2 separate regions of the Homo sapiens genome follow, and region 1 is linked to region 2. A link is an interaction called in ENCODE POLR2A ChIA-PET data of the cell type or tissue named here. Cell type or tissue: GM12878. All regions are shown on one strand. Each heading gives the region's core, and the rest is flanking DNA. Links, peaks and the distances in the headings are about the cores only. Region 1 has its middle 30 kb from the start of RPL39. Region 2 has its middle 6.5 kb from the start of SOWAHD.

Evidence for each region. Peaks named below come from ENCODE experiments on the same cell type or tissue, not always from the same donor. Only the 100,000 strongest peaks of a DNase experiment are listed, where the experiment ranks them.
Region 1: POLR2A ChIA-PET joins it to region 2 with 6 read pairs; 5 of 35 experiments call an interaction of 5 or more read pairs at or near these places.

What each region holds. Positions count from the first base shown.
Region 1 is chrX:119,819,281-119,823,668 of GRCh38, forward strand. It overlaps a transcript of UPF3B not described here and the pseudogene LOC100422368. Among named protein-coding and RNA genes, the nearest start is that of RPL39, 30 kb to the left of the region's middle. In GM12878, for the core only: no CTCF peak of the experiment used is centred there; a DNase peak (open chromatin) is centred at 2,621.
Region 2 is chrX:119,762,922-119,767,309 of GRCh38, forward strand. No RefSeq gene overlaps it. Among named protein-coding and RNA genes, the nearest start is that of SOWAHD, 6.5 kb to the left of the region's middle. In GM12878, for the core only: no CTCF peak of the experiment used is centred there; no DNase peak of the experiment used is centred there.

The DNA of each region.
Region 1 (4,388 bases), core at 277-4,276, 56 kb after region 2:
TGACCTCGTGATCCTCCCATCTCGGCCTCCCAGAGTGCTGGGATTACAGGCATGAGCCACCGTGCCCGGCCAACACCTGCTTATTATAAGAGTGTTTTGAGAAGGCCAAAGCTTTAGCAGCAAAATGCCCAGGAAAGCTTCACCAGAGAGTCCTTTTCTACCACGGTAATGCTTCTGCTCGTGCCTCTCATCAAACAAGGGCAATTTTGAGAGTTTCAATGGGAAACCATTAGGCATCCACCTTACAGTCGGGATTTAGCTTCTTCTGTCACTTTTTTGTTTCCTAATTTTAAAAAGTCTGTAAAGGGCAACCATTTCTCTTCAGTTAATAATGTAAAAAAGATTTCATTGATGTGGTTAAATTCCAAGGACCTCCACTTCTTAGGGGATGGATGAAATGACTAGTATGTAATTGTTGTGAGCAAGAGACATACATACATACATAAATGGCTAGTTATCATTGCTTATGAAAGTGTCTTGACCTTGGTGGATCTTACGATGAGAAGTTTATATTTTTTTCTTTTATTTCTATTTTCCACAAACTTTTCTTTTCTATTTTTCCTTTTTTTTTTTTTTTTTTTTGAGATGGAGTCTGGCTCTGTCGCCCAGGCAGGAGTGCAGTGGCACGACCTTGGCTCACTGCAATCTCCGCCTCTTGGGTTCAAACGATTCTCTAGCCTCAGCCTCCCGACTAACTGGGATTACAGGAGCCCGCCACTGTGCCTGGCTAATTTTTGTATTTTTAGTAGAGACTGGGTTTCACCATGTTGGCCAGGTTTGTCTTGAATCCCTAACCTCAGGTGAAGTGCCCGCCTTGGCCTCCCAAAGTGCTGGGACTACAGGCATGTGCCACCTCAATCCCCTGCCTTTTTGTTGTGGGGAGGATGGAGTCTCCCTCTGTCGCTCAGGCAGGAGTGCAGTGGTGAGATCTAGGCTCACTACAACCTCTGCCTCCCGAGTTGAAGTGATTCTCCTGTCTGAGCCTCCTGAGAAGTTTGGACTACAGGTGTGCTCCACCAAGCCCGGCCAAATTTTTTTTTTGTATTTTTTGGTAGAGATGGGGTTTTACCATGTTGGCCAGGCTGGTCTCAAACTCCTGACCTCAGGTGATCCACCTACCTCAGCCTCCCAAAGTGCTGGGATTACAGGCATGTGCCACCAAGCCCGGCCTTTTTTTGGGTGTGGTGGTGAGGGGGGCAGATGGAGTCTAACTCTGTTGCTCAGGCAGGAGTGCAGGATTGAGATCTCTGCTCACTGGAACCTCTGCCACTCAAGTTCAAGTGATTCTCCTGCCTGAGCCTCCCGAGGAGTTTGGACTACAGGTGCGCTCCACCAAGCCTGGCCAATTTTTTTTTTTTTGTATTTTTTGGTAGAGATGGAGTTTCACCATGTTGGCCAGGCTGGTCTCGAACTCCTGACCTCAGGTGATCCAACCGCCTCAGCCTCCCAAAGTGCTGGGATTACAGGCATGAGCCACTGCCCCTGGCTTCTGTTCTTTTAAAAATCCATATAAAGCTGGACACGGTGGCTCATGCGTATAATCCCAGCACTTTTCGAGGCTACAGTGGACAGATTGTTTGAGCCCAGGCATCTGGCAAACAGATGCCATGTTAGGAAGGGCTGGCAGGATGAATGAAAATCAGGCAAAAGCTCAAGGATGTTGTCTAAACATTTTGTTCTTATGGGACCAGAACAGTTGATGTAGTTTTGAAATTTGTCCCCACCCAAATCTCATGGAAATATAATCCCCAGTGTTGTAGGTGGGGCCTGGTGGGGTATTGGGGTTATGGGGCGGATCCCTCATGGCTTGGTGCTGTCCTCTCCATAGTGAGTTCTTACAGATCAGGTTGTTGTAAAGTGTGGCACCTCCTTCCCACACTCACTCTCTTGCTCACTCTGTGATGTGACATGCCTGCTCCTGCTTCACTTTCCGCCATGAGTAAAAGGTCCCTGAGGCCTCCCAGAAGCTGAGCAATGTCAGATGCCATGCTTGTACAGCCTGCAGAACTGTGAACCAGTTAAACCTCTTTTCTTATAAACTACCCAGTCTCAGGCATTTATTTATAGCAATGCAAGAACGGCCTAATACAGGAGTGAACCATGAACTGATCTTTCTCTGGTGGACAAAACAAAGGCAATGCCTGTGAAGGCAGAAACTAACATTATTCATCTGCTTTTGATACTTCCAAGAGGCTAATACAGTATAAAAAATTTAATTTCTCAAAACTCACAGCTGGCTGGGCGTGGTGGCTCACGCCTGTAATCCCAGCACTTTGGGAGGCTGAGGCCGGTGGATCACGAGGTCAGGAGTTCAAGACCAGCCTGGCCAAGATGGTGAGACCCCCATCTCTACTAAAAATACAAAAAATTAACCAGGCGCGGTGGCAGGTGCCTGTAGTCCCAGCTACTCAGGAGGCTGAGGAAGGAGAATAATTTGAACCCGGAGGGTGGAGGTTGCAGTGAGCCGAGATTGTGCCACTGCACTCCAGCCTGGGTGACAGAGTGAAACTCTGTCTCAAAAAAAAAACAAAAAAAACAAAAAAAACCTCACAGCTGTTTACTAAAGTTACTCACCACACTTAGCTTCATACTTGACTGCTGTTACTATGTATTGACATCAGAACAAAACAAACTGAAACTAAAAGTTGATATGTAACAACAACAGACATTGGTGCAGTTTCCTTCCTGGAGAGGGTAGGCACCAGATCATGAGACCTGAGATAAAACAAACTAGATTGTCAAGAATCCAACAAGGACTACATTTTACCTCTTAATAGAAAAAATGCTGGAGACAAAACGAGATGTTTAAAAATATTCTTCATGCTAAGCTTATGTAAGCAAATAAAAAAACAAAAGTAACCCTAAAATGTTAGGACATTGGATACAGAAGTAACATGACTATTTAAATGTTTGCATCAATGAAAGTTTGTTCTATCCTTCCCTGTACTTATAGACAAGGACATGCTTGTTGCTTCTACACTACCCAAAGTCAACAGTTATCATTAGCAATGCAATAGAAATAGATGGGAATAAAGCTTCAAAGCGACTCTGCTCCACCAAAATTTAGAAATTCAATTCAGGATGAACAACAGCTTTTGATTTTAAAACCAGCTCTTACTTTTCTCTCGTGTCACACGTGATGAAGTCCTCACTTGACATTTCCCCTGCAAATTGCAATGCATGTCCTCGCCATCAGCATTTTCTGACACTTTAATTTATAGAAATTGCAAAAACAATAAAATTGTACTTCCAATTCTGAACCTCCGACCAGATTCCTTCTTTGAGACAAAACTTACTCTTCTGCTGCGTACTCCTCTCCTCTTTATTTTTTTTTAATTTTTTTGGAGATAGAGCCTCCCTAGTGTCACCCAGGCTAGAGTGCAGTGGCACGATCATGGCTTACTGCAACCTCCACCTCCTGAGTTTAATCAATTCTCCTGCCTCAGCCTCTCGAGTACCTGGGACTACAGGCGCCTGCCACCAAGCCCGGCTAATTTTTGTAGTTTTAGTAGAGACTGGGTTTCACCATGTTGGCCAGGCTGGTCTCAAAGTCCTGACCTCAGGTGATCCACCCATATCGGCCTCCCAAAATGCTGGGATTACAGGCATGAGCCACCACGCCCGGCCTCTCCTCTTCTTTTCTATGGCTAATACCACTTTCCTGCTTTCTTTCTACTGCTGAATCTCCAGACTTGTCATCAGGGTGCCAGAGTCGACCTCGGCCTCGAGCTCCTCGATGGTAACACTGCATCCATGGACAGTCCTGAAGTACAATGAAATATGTTACTGTTACAACAATGCTACTAAGCTTTTACATGAGATTTTTAGGTTATACCTTATATATTAATATATACTAAAGCCCAGTCATTTAAGACCAAATATATGAGGGCATGGTAAATGACAACTTGCCCACTTCCTCTCTCCATCTCCAAAGAAAAGCAACCATTTCCTAATTATTATTTTTTATGTCTGGTTAAATTTATTTTCTTTGGAGACAGGGTCTCACTGTGTCAGCCAGGCTGCAGTGCAAGTGGCATGATCCAGCTTCGACATTCCAGACTGAAGGAATCCTACCACCTCAGCTCCCTAGTAGCTGGGATCGCAGGCCCGTGCTACCACATTGGGTTTTTAAATTTTAGCAGAGACGGGGTTGCCCTATGTTGCCCAGGCTGTTCTAGAACTCCTGAAGTTAAATGATCCTCCTACCTTGGCCTCCCAAATGCTAGGGTTACCTGCAGGAGCCATCACGCCTGGCCCATTTCTTTTCTTTTTTTCCTCTTTTTTTTTTTTTTTTTTTGTCTGAGACAGAGTCTTGCTCTGTTGCCCAGACTGGAGTACAGTGGTGTGATCTCGGCTCACTGCAACTTCTGCCTCCCCAGTTCAAGCGA
Region 2 (4,388 bases), core at 255-4,254:
TAGCTGCCAAGGTGGGTTGGGCTTGGTGAAGGCTGTCAGGGCAGGGCCTTCTTGCCACTTGGCTGAGTCTGCAGGCTCCTGGCTTGCAGGGAAGATTGGTGTGTGCTGAGCATTCAAAGGACACTTATAACAGTAGTCCCCTCTTTATAGGAAAAGTTTGAACCTAAGCATCTTAACTGTTAGCAGATCTGGGGGCCTGAGACAAGCGTTCACCCTACTCTTTCCAAAACGAAAACCAAATTACCTGGAAGATTTGAAAACGGTTTTCTGTAGTTTTCCTGTAGTCAGCTACTCTTCCCCACAGATTTTTCTCATCATGTGATACTGCCTAGCCTATCTCCTCCATGTAAAATTGAGGTTTGGCTGCAGGGGACAAACTCCCATGCTGAAAACTCTCCGTGCCTCACATCAAGCCGTTGGCATTTCTGGTATGCTTTTTGAGGCAAGACTGGTATGCTTACCCCAAGAGAAAGAGCAAATTCCCCGAGAAACCTCTTTCCAGGGGAGCAAAGTGGAGTTAAGCAGATGATGCAAGACTTCATTCTAGCAGGGGAGCCGAGCAAGAAGAGGAGACAGAAGCAGGGCTGTGATGGATCAGGGGGAGGGGGTGCTGAGGGAGCGCAGGAGGCAGGGCCGGATCCAGGTCAAGAGGAATAGAAAAGGCTTTTGGGGAGGAAGGTGGTGCCTGATCTGAGGCTCGAGGGGTGAGTGGGAGTTGACCGTTGAGTGTGGCAAGTACCATGCACTATAAAGGCAGAGGGTTTGGCAGGAGGGTGGAAGCTGGGGAGTGGTTAATGGCAAGGCTGGAGAAGTGGAAGGGGGTCCAGATCACCTAAAAGAGGTTCATGAAGTTTAGCCAAAAGGTAGTTGGGAATCATGGAGGGTTTATAAGCAGAGGAGTAGCATGATGAGATTTTGGAAGATCACTCTAGCAGTCACCTGGAGGATGAATGTGCCAGGGGAGAAAACTGGCGGCAAATGCATCGCAAAAGCAAAACACTTCTAAGCAATGCTTTCAGAAAAGTCATACTAACAAGGCTGTATGCCTGTAGTTGCTGTTTGCCTGTAGTCCCAGCTACTTGGGAGGCTGAGGTGGGAGGGTCACCTGATTCCAGGAAGTAGAGGCTGCAGTGAACATGATCGTGCCATGGCACTCCAGCCTGGGCAACAGAGCAAGACCCTGTTTCTAAAAAAATTAGTCATTCTTCACCCCAGGAAGTTCAAAGACCCCTGTGAGGGCAGTGCCTTTCAAACTTCTCTTTTTTTCTCCTCCAAAGTCTTTGCTCTAATGAAGCTTACCTAGAATCCCCATGTGTAAATCTCCCCACCCCCGCCTCTATTCTAGACAGACAGTCCTACACGGTGGCCCCTGGAGTAAAATTCAAAACCACTGGTGTGGTGGAAAGCTCTCAGCCTTGCCTGGGTTCAAATCCTAGCTCCCGATTCATGACCTTGAGCTACTTGCTGGCCTGAGTGGCAATTTCCTCATCTGTGAAATGGGACCAATAGAATATTTTTTGCAGGTTTGTTCTGAGCATTCAAGATAATGTATGTGCAACATCTGGCACACTGCGTGACACATAGGGAATAGGAAATAACAGCTGTTTGAAAGAATCCTAAGGGGCTCAGCAGGTTCTTGTGGCAAAACTCCATTATCTGCTAGGGTAGTCCAGGAGGGATCTTGTGGTTTACCTGCATTATGTCAGCTTTAAAATGAATTTGCATTTATTGCAAGTTATTTTCCATCTGTGCCAGAGGAGTGACTGTTCCTCAAAAGAGATGTTGGCTCCTCTGCTGATGTTCTTCACAAGCTATATATTTTTACTTTTGACATAACAACCACTTGCTGAAGTGCTTAGTATGGCTAAAAAGGATCCAGATGCTAATAGTCAACAAGATGGGAAAAGGCCCTGAAGGCATTTTAGAATTCACTAAGGGCAGGCTGGCACAGTGGCTCACGCCTGTAATCCCTTCACTCTGGGAGGCTGAGGTGAGGGGTTCAAGACCAGCCTGGCCAACATGGTGAAACCCCGTCGCTACTAAAAATGCAAATAGTAGTTGTGCATGGTGACGGGTGCCTGTAATCTCAGCTACTCAGGAGGCTTAGGCAGGAGAATCTCTTGAACCCAGGAGGCAGAGGTTGCAGTGAGCTGAGATTGCACCACTGCACTCCAGCCTGGGTGACAGAGCAAGACTCTGTCTCAAAAGGTGGATCACCTGAGGTCAGGAGTTTGAGACCAGCCTGGCCAACATGGTGAAACCCCGTCTCTAGTAAAAATATGAAAAAAATCAGGCGTGGTGGTGTGTGCCTGTAGTCTCAGCTACTTGGGAGGCTCTGAGGCACGAGAATCGGTTAAACCTGGGAGGCAGAGGTTGCAGTGAGCTGAGATAGTATCACTGCACTCCAGCCTGGGTGACAGAGCAAGACTCCATATCAAAAAAGAAAAAAAAAAAAATCACTAAGGCCACAGGCCTAGGAGGACAGAATGGGTTTTTTTGGGGGGTGGAAGGGAAGGAAAGAGGGTGCCACGCCTGGGGTACCACTGACCTGCATCCCTACTGCTCTAGCTCCAGCCCAGTCTCAAAGGGCCTCAGGTACTGCTCTGGCTGCTGCTCCCAAAGCCATAAGCCTTGGGGCTTCCACATGGTGCTAAGTCTGCAGACTTGCAAAATTGAAGAGTGACTGAAGGCTTGGCAACTTCCACCTAGATTTCAGAGGAAGTATGGGAAAGCCTAGATGCCCAGGCAGAAGTCTGCTGCAGGGGTGGTGCCCTGCAAGAATTCCTACCAGGGGCCAGTTGAGCTGTGGAAGCAGGGCCACCACCCTCGAGACCACAGAATAGTGCAGCCACCAGCAGCACTCATCCTCAGCCTCAAAAAGCCTGTGGCAATGGACTCTAATCCATGAGAGCAGCCACATGGGCTGCTCCCAGCATAGCCATGGGGATGGGGCTGCTCGAGGCCTTGGCGGCTCACCCCTTGCACCAGTGTGCCCAGGATGATGGGACATGGAGTCAAGGGAGATCATTTTGGAACTTTAAGATTTAATGGCTGGCCAAGGCAGGACGGTTGCTGGAGCCCAGGAGTTTGAGAGCAGCCTGGGCAACATAGTGAGACCTCGTCTCTACACAAAATTAGAAAATTAGCCTGGCATGGTGGTGCAAGCCTGTAGTTTCATCTACTCAGGAGGTGAGGCGGGAGGATTGCTTGAGCCCAGGAGGTCGAGACTGCAGTGAGCCATGATCGCACCACTGCACTCCAGCCTGGGTGACAGAGCGACAGAGCAAGACCCTGTCTCAAAAAAAAAAAAAAAAACAAAAAACGATTTAATGTCTGCCCTACTGTGTTTTGAACTTGTGTGGGGCCTGTTACCCCTTGCTTTTGGGGATATTTCTCTTTTGGAATGGGAGTGTTTACCCAATGTCTGTTCTACCACTGTGTCTCAGAAGTAAATACCTTGATTTTGATTTTTTTTTTTTTTTGAGATGGAGTCTCGCTCTGTGGCCCAGGTGGAGTGCAGTGGCGCGATCTCGGCTCACTGCAAGCTCCGCCTCCCGGGTTCACGCCATTCTCCTGCCTCAGCCTCCCCAGCAGCTGGGACTACAGGCGTCCACACCACGCCCGGCTAATTTTTTGTATTTTTAGTAGAGACGGGGTTTCACCGTGTTAGCCAGGATGGTCTTGATCTCCTGACCTCGTGATCCACCCACCTCGGCCTCCCACAGTGCTGGGATTACAGGCGTGAGCCACCGCGCCCGGCTTGATTTTTTTTTTATTTTTTGAGATGGAGTCTCACTCTGTCGCCCAGGCTGGAGTGCAGTAGCGCGATCTCAGCTTACTGCAACCTCCATCTCCCGGGTTCAAGCGATTCTCCCGGCTCTGCGTCCTCAGTGGCTGGGATAACAGGCACGTGCCGTCACGCCCAGCTCATTTTTGTATTTTTAGTAGAGACAGAATTTCACCATGTTGGCCAGGCTGGTCTCAAACTCCCGACCTCAGGTGATCCACCCGCCTTGGACTCCCAAAGTGCTGAGATTACAGGCATGAGCCACCGTGCCCAGCCTGATTTTGATTTTACAGGCTCACAGCAGGAAGGAACTTGTCCTGAGTCTCAGATGAGACTTTGGACTTTTGGAGTTAATGCTGGACAAGTTAAGACTTGGGGACTATTTGGGGGGATGATTGTATTTTGCAAGAGAGAAGGACATAAGATTTGGGGGGCCAGGAGCAGAATGATATGGTTTGAATATTTGTCCCCTCTAAACCTCATGTTGAAATTTGACTCACGGGCCGGGCGCGGTGGCTCACGCCTGTAATCCCAGCACTTTGGGAGGCCGAGGCGGGCGGATCACGAGGTCAGGAGATCGAGACCATCCTGGCCAACGTGG